2 separate regions of the Homo sapiens genome follow, and region 1 is linked to region 2. Evidence: read pairs that join two places in POLR2A ChIA-PET (ENCODE). Cell type or tissue: OCI-LY7. All regions are shown on one strand. Each heading gives the region's core, and the rest is flanking DNA. Links, peaks and the distances in the headings are about the cores only. Region 1 overlaps GFPT1 (glutamine--fructose-6-phosphate transaminase 1). Region 2 holds the start of LINC01816 (long intergenic non-protein coding RNA 1816).

What was found. ChIA-PET counts read pairs that join two places held together with the same protein. Peaks named below come from ENCODE experiments on the same cell type or tissue, not always from the same donor. Only the 100,000 strongest peaks of a DNase experiment are listed, where the experiment ranks them.
Region 1: POLR2A ChIA-PET joins it to region 2 with 11 read pairs; 2 of 35 experiments call an interaction of 5 or more read pairs at or near these places.

The regions. Positions count from the first base shown.
Region 1 is chr2:69,319,115-69,326,165 of GRCh38, forward strand. It overlaps GFPT1 (glutamine--fructose-6-phosphate transaminase 1), which reads right to left. Exons shown (of 20, transcript NM_001244710.2): 20 at 666-7,051. Among named protein-coding and RNA genes, the nearest start is that of GFPT1, 65 kb to the right of the region's middle. In OCI-LY7, for the core only: no CTCF peak of the experiment used is centred there; no DNase peak of the experiment used is centred there.
Region 2 is chr2:70,120,561-70,127,611 of GRCh38, forward strand. It overlaps LINC01816 (long intergenic non-protein coding RNA 1816), which reads right to left and starts at 4,756. Exons shown (of 2, transcript NR_024444.1): 1 at 4,486-4,756; 2 at 3,476-3,865. RefSeq lists enhancers at 524-623, 2,439-3,244, 3,245-4,050 and a silencer at 4,377-4,671. In OCI-LY7, for the core only: no CTCF peak of the experiment used is centred there; DNase peaks (open chromatin) are centred at 3,641, 4,011 and 4,651; H3K4me3 peaks cover 2,870 bases; H3K27ac peaks cover 4,000 bases.

The DNA of each region.
Region 1 (7,051 bases), core at 2,001-6,000, 800 kb before region 2:
CCCGGCTAATTTTTTGTATTTTTAGTAGAGATGGGGTTTCACCATGTTTTTCTTTGGAACTTTAAACATGAGTTCAAGGGTGAGTCTAGATGTGTGTTGCAAAGGGTGAACTGTGCTGGACAATGTCTGCTGAATATTCTGTACTAATAAAAAATTAGCTGCATGTACTAGAGCATACCTGTGGTCCCAACAACTTGGAAGGCTGAGTTGGAAGGACACCTTGAGCCTAGGAGGTCAAGGCTGCATTGAGCTATGATCATGCCACTGCCTTCCAGCCTAGGCAACTGGGAGAGACCCTTTCTCAAAATAATAATAATAATAATCAGCCCTATCTTCTAATAGAACTAGGAATGCACAAACTAATTTATACAAATTTGTCCCTGCTGGGAAGACAGAAATCATTTAAATTCCCAGTGTCATGTCAGCAAAGTCAATTCTGTATTCAGAGGCCAGCTTATTTTTACCACTTCAAGCACCAAAAAAAGACTACATATATGAAAAAGTTTCTAAATTAGTTTTTTTCAAACAAAGAAATGCTCTAAACTTTAGTAATGCCACATGGGTCCAAGCTAACAACCAAGAACAAAAGACAGAAATCCTACAAAGATTCCCAACACTTCCTAGGTTTCTACGTAGCAGCAATGAAAGTAAATTAATAATAAATATTGGATTTACATTTTATTCAAAGGATAAATACAAAATTAAGAAAGAGTTCAAATTCAAAGTAAATATGCTTGATATTTCAAAACAATTCTACATACAAAGTACAATAGGAAAAAACCAAAAGCCCCCATAAATTAGAGTGGCTAGACACATTCAAGTCTAGCAGAAAGAAACTTGAAATTTAATGCAACGTTATTTCTCTTGCCTAGAAGCTAAAGCCTTAATTGTCTCAGATATCTTCCATCTCCTTATGGGCATTACTTGAAGATAACAATGGAGCAAGCTTTTTAATGAACTTGCCATAGTGAAAAACCAATGACAGATGCGACACTGGAAAGAGGACAACAATGTAACCTAAAAGGGAGCTACTGGCAGAAATAAAAACTAGTGATACTGATAACATCTAGACCTTTGCAGACGTTTAGAGTACTGTACAATCTTAAATTATTGTTTATCAACCTTTGGGTCTCACAGATTAAGAATGTACTAGTTAAGAACCAAGGAGTTATACCCAGTTCACAATACTGTTTCCTTCACTTGCCCTTTAGATATAATGGATCTGGAATTCTCAATGAGTGTTACATGGTTTGGGAATTCTGGCAATTTTCCTTCCAAGACCTCCCTATACTTATCTCCATTTCAAAATATACAAAGCTGAGTGACAGAGGCAAAAATTAATTCCTAAAGATCCAAAGGGTATACAATACCTGTCAAATTTGATATGTCTGGGCAGGACACGGTGACTCATGCCTGTAATCCCAGCACTTTGGGAGGCCAAGGCGGGCAGATCACTTAAGGTCAGGAGTTTGAGACTAGCCTGGCCAACATGGTGAAACCCCGTCTCTACTAAAAACACAAAAATTAGCTAGGCATGGTGGCACGTGCCTGTAATCCCAGCTAATCCAGAGGCTGAGGCAAAAGACTCGTGTGAACACGGGAGGTGGAAGTTGCAGTCAGCCAAGATTGCAGCACTGCATGCCAGCCTGGGCAACAGAGCAAAACTCCATCTCAAAAAAAAAAAAAAGAAGCCTCTGGAAAAAATGACGCATCTTGGTGGCGCAGCCTTAGGCTCTGGTGCAGAAGAAGAGAGAGGGAGAGGTGGAGGAGGGAGAGAGAGAGAGAGACCAAAGACTGGGCTGAATTCTACAAGCAGGCAAAACAGCACATCTATCCATTCAAATCACCCTGGCCTAACTGTCTCCTGAAAAACGCAGCAGGTGCTATAACCACTAGGGATAGACTCTAGCTTGCTGTTCATAAAAGGATTCTGTAAGGGAAACTTTGCTCTATAATTAACAGAGAGCCAGATATTACAGAAACTTTAGATTGTCTTGCTACTCACTGACCTTAAATATTATCCTTTCTTTTGCAACTATCAATTCACTTAAAAGTTTTAATCATTGCATACCCCGTAAACTTCCTATAAACAATATGTTATTGCAAAATGTTTTAAAAGATGTGAGAAAGTATCTGTGGAGTTTGGTATCAGAAAGGGCAGAGCCTTTGTTTTATCTAACGATTCTTTCCCAAACTGGGAAGTTCGGGTAGAGACAGTGGCTTTTGGTAATATTTAGGCAGTGATTTCTTATTCTTAAAATCAACAGTAATGAATAAAGTTTTGACATCAGAAATGTTTACAACTAAAGTAGACATTGATTACATTCTTAGTACAATACAATTTCTAACATAACTACAAATGTGTATACACTTCAAATATTAGCAAATTGCTTCAAAATGAAATTCTAAGCAAGTTTTTGGTAATTTATTCACAGTTCAGGCTTACTCACTGGACTTAACGACATGAGGAAGAAATGACCAACTGGCTCAGTAAACTAAACATTCATTTCAAAAATCACAAAACTGAAACAAAGCAAAGATGATCCTAAAATTTCCACTTCTCAAGAAGTGTAATTTAAACAAATACCAAAAGCTTTATTTAAGCAAAAACACATTCAACCACAGAACATTCAGAAAGCTAACAGGATCATTTCTACATTCATTCTGCAAACAGTGTAGTAAGAAAGGTAATTTGAGAATTTCCAAAGATGTTCTCGCTAGCCATTATTTATGGTAATTACATAACATTTTGATGTCAAGTTATTACAGACTTAAAAGTTAATATAGCATAATTTTACAATCGTACTTTCACTATGATTTTTATTTTAACCCTGGATATTATTGGTTTGAAGCTAATATTATCAGTCCTATTGGCTGTCACTGTCACAGATCTGAAGATATGTTTAAATTCATCAAGCTAGGAAGATATCAAAATATTAACAATCTTCAAGTATAGTGAGAAAAAAACTGATTTAAGTGTTAGCATTTCTAAACTTGAGACTCTAACAGTAAAAATAAAGTAATCTGAAACCTGTTTCCATGGGTAAAACACTCTGCCTGGTATTCTTGTACACAAAATTTACTAAATATGTGAATATCATAAAATGAAAATATCACTCCCTTCAATTTCTTTGGCCTTCACAAATTCAATGTGACTATGATCCTTTTCAATAATACTTTCAATGACATTGTGCTTCTTTAGAAAAATCACTTAAGTTGTAGCATACAATAGTTAACATTAGTTCTTTTATTGCTATGGTATATGCTAATTTTTTTAAAAGGGGAAAAAAAAACCCAGAGAACTTATTAAAATGTTTGTTAAAGCAAACATTTCAGTTGGTTTCCTTTCTTTGAAGAATAATAGAAATAAATGTCAGAGGAGTATTACTAAGGAGCCAAAACAAACAAACAAACAAAAAAACAAAAAACTCCTTTATTACTCCCATCCTCAGAACTAACTCAAGACAAGAGATCTGTATTCAAAAAGATAAAACAATCTCATCTCAGTAACTACCTCCTATGAAACCTAAGAGAGAAAACCTGTAATAGCTCTCTTAACCAACAGCCCCATCTGCACATCACCAAGCACCAGTTCCCTTTGGGTAGCAGTAATGCTTGTTTTTCATCTTTGCATATTAAGGACTGTTGTTAACAGATTTATGGGTCATTTGTAGCTTACTTTGCAAATACCTTTCACTTCTTATGAAACACAATATGCCCCCAAACATGGACCATTATTCAAGTAGACAAAATCACTCACTGACAGCACTTTAACAACCCGCCTCCACTTCATCTTCCCATTCTCTCACCCTATGCCTTCCAATGAACCTAGTCTTTGCTAGTGATGAGTCCATCTGGGGACAAATACTGCTTTAAAGATGATGTAATTTTCAATGCCAACCACAGTGACTTTCCCATAATAGGTATTAATAAACACTTGTTGACATAGTTATAATAAGCTAAAAATAGTTAACATTAATTTTTCTCTTTATCTTTTATTCTTATGGCACAGAATTTATTTTAAAAGACTGAAAAACTGATTCCAATGTAATAATCACTTACTGGGCCACACGCTAGATGACAGACATGCCTCCCTGCCTAAAAAGGGCTCAAAGGAACTCTCAGTTATACATGAGTGAATTAAAACTTTAAATGTACTACAAGAAAGAACTTTTTATATGAAGGATTCTTTATGTAGAGTATCTTTTTTGAAAAATCAGATTTTCTTATCCTATATTACACTGGTTTTAATTGGGCATGCTCACTTTAGTGGTGTGCCTCATTACAATGTCTCTTTTGTGTTAAGAATTAACTTACAAAAGCATTTAAAAATCACTACATCAAATGGGATAGAGAGTAAGAAGACAGGAGAGAGAGGAGAAACCATGTTTTTTGTTTTGAGTCAGGAGGGTCTCACTCTGTCACTCAAGCTGAAGCACAGTGGCACAATCACAGCTCACTGCAGCCTCAACCTCCCAGGCTCAAGCGATCCTACTACTTAAGCCTCCCAAGTTGCTGAGACTACAGGCACAAGCCACCATGCCCAGCCCATTTAAAAAAAAAATTTTTTTTTTTTTTTTTTGAGAGAGTCTTGCTCTGTCGCCAGGCTGGAGTGTAGTGGCGTGATCTCGCCTCACTGCAACCTCCGCCTCCTGGGTTCAAGCGATTCTCCTGCCTCAGCCTCCCAAGTAGTTGGGACTACAGGCGCACGCCACCACTCCCAGCTAATTTTTGTATTTTTAGTAAAGACGGGGTTTCACCATGTTGGCCAGGATGGTCTCGATCTCTTGACCTCATGATCAACCTGCCTCGGCCTCCCAAAGTGCTGGGATTACAGGTGTGAGCCACTGCGTCCGGCCAAAAAAATTTTTGTAAAGACCAGGTCTCACCATGTTGCCCAGGCTGTTCTCCAACTCTTGAGCTCAAGCAATACTCCCACCTCAGACTCCCAAAGTGGAGGCTGGTATTACAGGCTGAGCCACTGCACCCGGCAGAGAATCCATGTTTGTTTGGAAAATATCACTTCTTTGTTCTTGATTTTGGTTTTTGATATTCAGTTTAGAACTTACCCTAGCTTTCAGTATATTTGTGTGTGTGTGTGTACACATGTGCTTTATAGAAAGACACACACAGAGGGAGACAGAGATTATGCAGACTAATGACTGACTTCACATATTAGTTTTAACTTAGAATGCTGAATCATACTTTAAACTATAAGAAATGCTACAAACCCACACAAATTGTGTTTGTAAAACGTTAATATACAAAACATAAGAAATGACACTATACACACGCTAGCTGACTTACACAAAATAATCTTAGAAACAATTAAAGTAGATTAATATAGCTATAATAGCCATATATTATATATAATGTAAATAGTGACCCTATTTTATTCTTAAAAAGATCAGGTTTCTAGTCACCATGTATGAAAGTCCTTCCAAATTACCTCAAAATATAACAAATCTTTCTCTAACCCTAAGACACAAGCAGAATTCTATGCTTCTCTGGCAACAACAATAACTATTAGAAAATCTTAACCTCACCCAGAAGTTAAAACAAGAAAAGAAAGAAAAGAAAGGAAAAAACAGCTTACTTAAATAATTGTGCTAAATAGCTTATCTTCACAATTTAAAAGTAAAAACCTTTGAAAAAGAAGGACTTCACCAAAAACAAACACACTCTCCTATAGCCCTGAAGATCTGGCCAGAAAAGCTCCATTAAGAAATTATTACTCACAATTTTGGGGGTATCAAATAATAACATTCTACTTTAAATATTTTAATCCAAATTGTCAACTTCCATTTCTGACACTTACAAGCTGAACATACCCCAATATCACTTTATTTATATCTTCTTTATTCCTAAATATATTTCAGGGGTAGAGCACAGAAAATACAGAAGAGGAAAAATACTTAGGATACAATACTAAATTTGGTGCCTATCAGTGTAAAGCATACATACCTTTTTCTGAGCTTAGCCTACCACATATACTTAGAGTGAAATGATGAGGTCAGCGACCTGCAAATCTTCCAAACAATTGCAAGTAACTTCCAAACTGGCACTAAGGGACTAGTTTTATGCAACAATGTAATGAAGGAAAGTTAAAATTAACTACAGGAAATTCTTCCTCGTGACAAAGTTGAAGAGAATACTGAATATATCAATATTAATTTAATAGCAGCTCTGTGTTGTGATTTTAAAGAACAAGATAAAATATGTCATTCAGCAGTCATTTAAAAAATAAAAGACTACAGATACAAGGAAATAAAAACCACTTTTAGGAGATGAAAACACAAAGTAGTAGGATACCCAACATGTACACATCCCATCTTCAAATTTAAAATCATATTGTCAGTTGTCCAAAGCAGCTTGAATTTAAAGTTTGTGCTATAAAATTGTGCAAATATGTTAAGGATTGAGACCCACCAATGCACTACTGTAATATTTCGCTTCCTAAATTTCTTCCACCTACAGATAATAGACAACAAGTCTGAGAAACTAAGGCTAACCAAACTTAGATATAAATCCTACCAATAAAATTTTTCAGTTTTAAGTTTTACAGTTTGATTTAAAAACAAAACAGAAACAAATTTCAAAATAAATCACATCTTCTCTTAAAACTTGGCAAACCCTTCCCTAACTGTCCAAGTATGAGCATACACTGCCACTGGCTTTAGATACTCCAATTAAATGCACTACTCTTTCACTGGTCTGAATGAAGTATGGTGAAACAAGTACCAATTTTTAGAAACATATTGTCTTCTCAGATTGAAGTGGAGGGTCCAGAAATGCAACACCCAGCATTCTTTAAAGAAAATAATAGCTAGAATCTTTCTGATACAGATTCCAATATAGATTCCATTATTCAAAGTCCTCCACAAATTACTGGGAAAATGTAAGAGGTAACTTCACAAAAATCACATATTGAGTGGAATAATTATAACTGATATATAAATAAGGATTTACTAAAAAAAGGCTTCAAGGGGTGATATTTTAAATCAAGGTTTTAAATACAAAAGGTGTCTTGTGTTGCTTAATCATACAGTTT
Region 2 (7,051 bases), core at 1,927-5,926:
TAGATGGTGAGGTTATAGGAAACTTTTATTCCTTTTTTTTGTTTGAGGCAGAGTCTCGCTCTGTCGCCCAGGCTAGAGTACAATGGCGCAATCTCAGCTCACCGCAACCTCTGCCTCCCAGGTTCAAGCAATTCTCCTGCCTCAGCCTCCCAAGTAGCTGGGATTACAGGCGTGAGCCACCACATCTGGCTAATTTTGTATTTTTAGTAGAGACAGGGTTTCTCCATTTTGGTCAGGCTGGTCTCGAACTCCCGACCTCAGGTGATCCGCCCGCCTTGGCCTCCCAAAGTGCTAGGATTAAAGGCGTAAGCCACTGCACCTGGCCTGGAAACTTTTATTCTTATCTTTATTTATTTATGTTTTAATATTCTTATCTTTATTTTCCACATTTTCTACAATAAAAGTTTTAATAAGAGGAGAAAGGGGGCCGGGTGCAGTGGCTCATGCCTGTAATCCCAGCAGTTTGGGAGGCCGAGGTGGGTGGATCACGAGGTCAGGAGATGGAAACCATCCTGGCTAACATGGTGAAACCCCGTCTCTACTAAAAATACAAAAAAAATTAGCCAGGCGTGGTGGCGGGCACCTGTAGTCCCAGCTACTTGCGAGACTGAGGCAGGAGAATGGTGTGAACCCGGGAGGCAGAGCTTGCAGTGAGCCGAGATCGGGCCACTGCACTCCAGCCTGGGTGACAGTGCAAGACTCCATCTCAAAAAAAAAAAAAGAGGAGAAAGGGTATTTTAAACAAAACATCTCCCCTCCCCCATCCTGAACTATGAAATGTAAGATAATAACAATACAACTTTCTTTTAATGATCATATCTCCACTTGCCAAATACCATCCCATGACCAGCATAAATGTCACCTTCTCTCTGGAGCCCCTTGCACTTCCCCAACCACCAGTGACAGCTCATTTTTGTCCTCTCCTGTGGCCCACATGGCCCCTCTTTTTGGAACTTAGTTCTCTCTTTTTCTTTTCTTTTCTTTTTTTTTTTTTTGAGGCGGTGTCTCGCTCTGTTGCCTTGCCTGGGCTGGAGTGTAGTGGTGTGATCTCAGCTCACTACAACCTCTGCCTCCTGGGTTCAAGCAATTCTCATGCCTCAGCCTCCCAAGTAGCTGGGATTACAGGCACACACCAGCACGCTCGGCTAATTTTTGTATTTTTAAAAGTAGAGACAGGGATTTGCCATGTTGGCCAGGCTGCTCTTGAATTCCTGACCTCAAGTGATCTGCCCCCCTCGGCCTCCCAAAGTGCTGGGATTAGGCGTGAGCCACTGCACCTGGCTAGAGCTTAGTTCTCTAGTGTTGGTAGTTGGAGCCTGCTTTTTTGGAGGAGGTCTTTCCTATAAACCCACTCTGGAAACAGTGTCAAAGCAGGAAGTGAGAGGTTATGTTTGAGGTCCACAGTCCGGCTGGAAGAAGTGGTAGACAGAGGACCTTAGATTGTCAGGCCATTGGGCCACAGAATCAGGGCCTGGATCTGGGACAGTCCTTGGTCTCCCCTGAGGCTCTAGGCTCCTGGTTCACCTGTTCTGAATCCCTGTCTCTTGGGAGGCAGGGAGTGAGCTATTTGTGTAAGACTAAGGCCTTAGAATATGTCCCACGTTCTCTGGCATCAGACACCCCACTCAGGGGCCAAACAGAAAGCTGTGAAGGGTGGTGAGAAAAGTCTCTTCTTACACCTCCTCTCCACCACTATTTAGTACCTTGCTTTTTTAGCTTTCATGTTATATTATGACTGGTTTCCCATGTCATTAAATATTCTTCAGAAATTTAACTTTGATGATAACATATTATTCCCATTACCCATAACTTCATCATCCTCCAACTGTTCAAAAGTTAGATTATTTCTAGCTTTTACTATTACAGTATATTTAACATCACCTGGTAATTGATCTAAAAGGAATAATTAGGAATCAGTCCCCAAATTTGGAGATGGCAACCAAGAAGTCTTTTTCATTTTCCACAGTTTTCCCACATTTTTGTTTTTTTTTTCAAGAGATGCTCTGCAACTCAGGCTGCAGTGCAGTGGGATGATCATAATTCACTGTAACCTCAAATTCCTGGGCTCAGGCTCCCAAATAGCTAGGATTAATGGCGCATGCCACCATGCCAGGCTAATTTTATTTTTGTAGAGACGGGAGTCTTGCTATGTTGCCCAGGCTGGTTTTGAACTCCTGGGCTCAAGTGATCCTCTCGCCTCGACCTCCCTAAGTGCTAAGTGTTGGGTTTATAGAGATGAGCCACCATGCCTTCTTTTCTTTTTTTTTTTTAATTCTGTTTTGCAAAGAATATCCCTCTTGCCAGCATCTGAATAATATCTATCTTTACTATTATTTATGTGTGTAAATAGCTTTACAGTTCACAAAGCATTTTCTTATATAATGTCTCATCTAATCAACACAGCAACACTATGAAATAAGTTACTATTTCCATTTTACATTTGGGGAAATTAAGCTCAGAAAGGCCATGTGACATGTTCAAGATAACACATTTAGTGTCAGAGCTGGGACGTGGACCCGGGTCTTGGGACTCCCGAAACCATATCCTTTACCGTGGGCAAAGTGCTATGCTGAGGTCTTACCACACACATAGATGGCACTGGAAGAAGGGCAAGTATGGAACAGCACCCCAGGCAGAGTGGGCGATGCCACTGGTAAGATACAGAGAAAGTACTACACACAGTGGCGTTGCAAGGACAGAGCAGTTCCTCCCACAAAGGGCATGCAGTAGGCTTTGGGAAGAAACGTGGCCAAGTCGGGTCTTCAAAGGTGAATAGGATCTAGATATTCAGAATAAGAGGGCTTTCCACAGGCTCAGTGAATGGGAAAGGAAAGTGTGGCTGATTGGGGAAAGCGCTAGCACAGGGAGCAAGAGATGGGGCGTGGCTGGGGAGGAATGGAATTGTAATTCTAGCCTCACAAAGGCTAGAGCCAGCAGGGCCTTGGGATCATGTGGGGAGGAAACCAGAGATGTGTGGAACAATTTGCTGAAGGCAGAACCAGGCAGGGAAAGGGCAGGGTCAGGTTCGTACCCTTGCCTCTGGCCACCAGGGCCAATGCTCCTTCCCTGCAGTAAACCCGATTAATCTCCTCAAACTCAGGTGCCATTTCCTTGGAATAGTATTTACCGCGGGGCGCGGTGGCTCACGCCTGTAATCTCACGCTTTGGGAGGCTGAGGTGAGAGGATCCCTTGAGCCTAGGGGTTCGAGACCAGCCTGGGCAACATAGCGAGACCCTGTGGTTAAAAAAAAATTAAAATTAGCCAATAGTGGTGGCACGCGCCTGTAGTACCAGCTTCTTGGGAAGCTGAGGCAGGAGGATCACCTGTGCCCAGAGAGGGCGAGGCTGCAGTGAGCCATCATCGTGCCACTGTACTCCAGCCTGGGCGACAGTTCGAGACCTTTTCTCAAAAAAAGAAAAAAAAAAGTTGTTCAAGTTGTGTAGTGCACGGGAGGAAAGAAGTATGACAATAACATAGGACAGCAGCCGGCTCTTTTTTTCATCAGGATGTGGAGAGTGGGCGCCTTGGGAAGACGAAATTGAGTATGTGCGGGGGAGGGGTCATATGAAACAAGGTCGGGAAGGGGGCGGGGAGAGCTGGGGCTCTGGAGGAGCTTGGGGCTCGCGCTGCGGGGGAGGAAGCGCCTTCCGCGGTCGCTGGGGGGAAGTGGTTAGGAGGAAGCACGGGCAGTGGAGGGGACTGCTGGAGGGTCCCATCTGGGAAAGCAGGCACGGATGCGGGGACATTTCCGCCCGTCACCCTGGCAAAGCGCTCGCAGGGCTGGAGGGACAGAGTTCTCAGATCCAAGTAGAGAAAACCGGGAACGGTTCCGGCTCTGGGGACTGACATTCATCGCGGCAGTTTCTGGTGGCAAAACAGAGGAAACAAAGGAATGATGAAATGAACTGAGCTGCCTTCATGCCCCGGATGAATGTTCAGCCATTAGAAAAGAGTGAATCCCAGCTGGGATTTGGGGTTCCACGGTGTACTAGAAAAGCAAAACAAAGAGAAGCGCCTACTAGATGCCATCTTGGAAAACAAAAGCAAACGTGTGTGTGTGTGTGTGTGTGTGTGTGTGTGATGTTACATGGGCATGGGGAAATTACGGAAGTAAATACTAATGCTTGTGGCCGGGCGCGTGGCTGACGCCTGTAATCCCAGCACTTTGGGAGGCCGAGGCGGACGGATCACGAGGTCAGGAGATCGAGACCACGGTGAAACCCCGTCTCTACTAAAAATACAAAAAGTTAGCCGGGCGTAGTGACGGGCGCCTGTAGTCCCAGCTACACGGGAGGCTAAGGCAGGAGAATGGCGTGAACCCGGGAGGCGGAGCTTGCAGTGAGCCGAGATCGCGCCACTGCACTCCAGCCTGGGTGACAGAGCGAGACGCCGTCTCAAAAAAAAAAAAAAAAATACTAATGCTTGTGTAAATTGGGATGGTGGAAAATGAGGAAGAGGGCGGCAGGGGAATCCTTAGTACTTACAGAGAAAACGGAGCAAGTGTACAAGCACGCCAACCCCCCCGGTGCCCAAGCTCGGCGCTCACGCGGCTAGGATGACGCCCGTGGGACGCCCCAGGGGCCCTGCTCGCAGCCACTCTGCTCAGGGTCATTTATAGTCTCTCCGTTCTTTGTTAAATAAAGACGGTGAGACACGGACGGGCTGGAGCCGGCAGGGGTAGTGGAGGGCAGAGGGGACGGGTCGGGGCGCCCCTCGCTCCTGCCACGCTGCCGCCGCCCCAGACAAAGACAGCTGCGTACGGCGGGAGCGCAGGGGCGCCTGCGCGCAGGGCCTAAATCGCCTGTCCCGTCTCCCCCTGACGCCCACACACCCAAGCGGCAGCCCACTCCCCTTCTACCCCGCAGCCATTTGCTTCCCACCCCTTGATTTTCTTTTTTCTTTTCCCCTCCCCTCAGCATCCCCCCAACCTCCTCTGATACACTTTGGCTAATTGTCTAATGAATTTACCTATTCTAGGTATTTCGTATAAGTGGAATCATATAATATTCGTCCTTCTGTGTCGGCTTATTTTGCTTAGTACAAGGTTTTTTATTTTTTATTTTTTTTTCTTTGAGACACGGTCTCGTTCTGTCGCCCAGGCTGGGGCACAGTGGCGCTCAGCTCACTGCAACCTCCACCTCCGGGTTTCAAGTGATCCTCCCACCTCAGCCTCCCAAATAGCTGGGACTACAGGTGCGCTGCCACCACTGCCTAGCTAATTTTTGTATTTTTGGTAGAGACCAGGTTTCGCCATGTTGCCCACGCTGGTCTCCAGCTCCTTAGCTCAAACGATCCTCCTGCCACAGCCTCCCAAAGTGCTGTAATTACAGGCGTGTGAGCCACCATGCCCGGCCACTTAGCATAATCTTTTCAAGGTTCATCCCTGCTGCAGCACGTATGAGAACTTCATTTCTTTTATTGTATTTGTGGTAATATGTACACAACATAAAGCTTATTTTAATCAATTTTTAAGTGTACAGTTTAGTGGCACTAAATAGTCACGTGGTTGTGCACTCACCACCATCATCCATCTCTAGAACTCTTCCATCATCCTAAACTGAAACTCTGTACCCGTGAAACAACTCCCTCATTCCCCTCTACCCAGCTCCTGGCAACCACCATTCTACTTTCTGTCCCTGTGCACTTGGGAGCATCACCTTTCTGGGACATCTGCAACGGTTCTCTGGAGGATTGTCTCCCCTTTTTTAAAAATTTATTTTCTTTTCTTTCTTTCTTTTTTTTTTTTGGTAGAGAAGGGGTTTCACTTCATTGCCCAGGCTGGTGTCCAACTTCTGGGCTCAAGGAATCTGCCTGCCTTGGCTTCCCAAAGTGTTGGGATTACAAGCATGAGCCACTGTGCCCCGCCTGTGGTCTCATTTTGGAGGGCAAGAGGGATAGAGATAGCCATAACCTGGAGAATATTGAGATGTGGACAACAAGGATGACAAAATTTGGTCCTATGAGAAATCATCTGTGAGGAAGAGTGGAGAGAACTGAGCTTGTTCAAGACAGTGAGGTCCTGGGATGATCTCAATTCATGTAAGAAAACCAGGAAGCAAGGAGGTTTCAGTTTATCAACAGATTTAAAAGGCGCAAGCCTTTTGATATAACTAGAGAAGAGAAGACTCAGGTGATCACACAGACTGTCTTCACCCAAGTGAAGGATGATTATGTAGGAAAGTGGATAGAAGATGCTGTCAACAGAAATGTAAACAGAATCATGTTAACAATTTTTCAGTAGGCACTTTTTTTTTTTTTTTTGAGATGGAGTCTTGCTCTGTTGCCCAGGCTGGTGTGCAGTGGTGCGATCTTGGCTCACTGCAGCCTCCTGGGTTCAAGCGATTCTCCTGCCTCAGCCTTCCGGGTGGCTGGGATTACAGGCATGCCATCATGCCCGGCTAATTTTTGTATTTTTAGTAGAGACAGAGTTTCACCTTGTTGGTCAGGATGGTCTCAAAACTCTTGACCTCAGGTGATCTGCCTGCCTCAGCCTCCCAAAGTGCTGAGATTACAGGCGTAAGCCATCACACCTGGCCAATTTTTAAATTAATAATGAGAGGCTGGGCATGGTGGCACACACCTGTGATTCCAGCTACTCAGAAGGCTGAGGTGGGAGGATCGTTTGAGCCCAGGAAGTTGAGGCTGCAGTGAGCTGTGTTCACACTAGTGCACTCCAGCCTGGGTGACAAAGCAAGACCCTGTTGAAAAAAAAATTTTTTAATAATGAGATATCTGACATTCTTTTTTTTACACTTGGTCTCTGAAATCAGGCTGGCTACATGTGAAGTGCTCTATAGCTACCTGCGGTCACTGTATTGGACAGTGCAGGGTTGGAAACTGGACTTAGGAGTCAGGGCTGGGTTCAAGCCCCACATTCCATCCCTTACTAGGCTGGGTAACTAGGCACATTACTTAGCCTCTCCTATTTCTGTTTCTTCATCTACAAAATGAAACTAAAAATAGTACCTACTTTATAGGGTAATTTTGTGGATTAATGGCACATGAAGCATATGGTGCATGTTCAGTAAATGTTGGCGATTATTAGCAGTA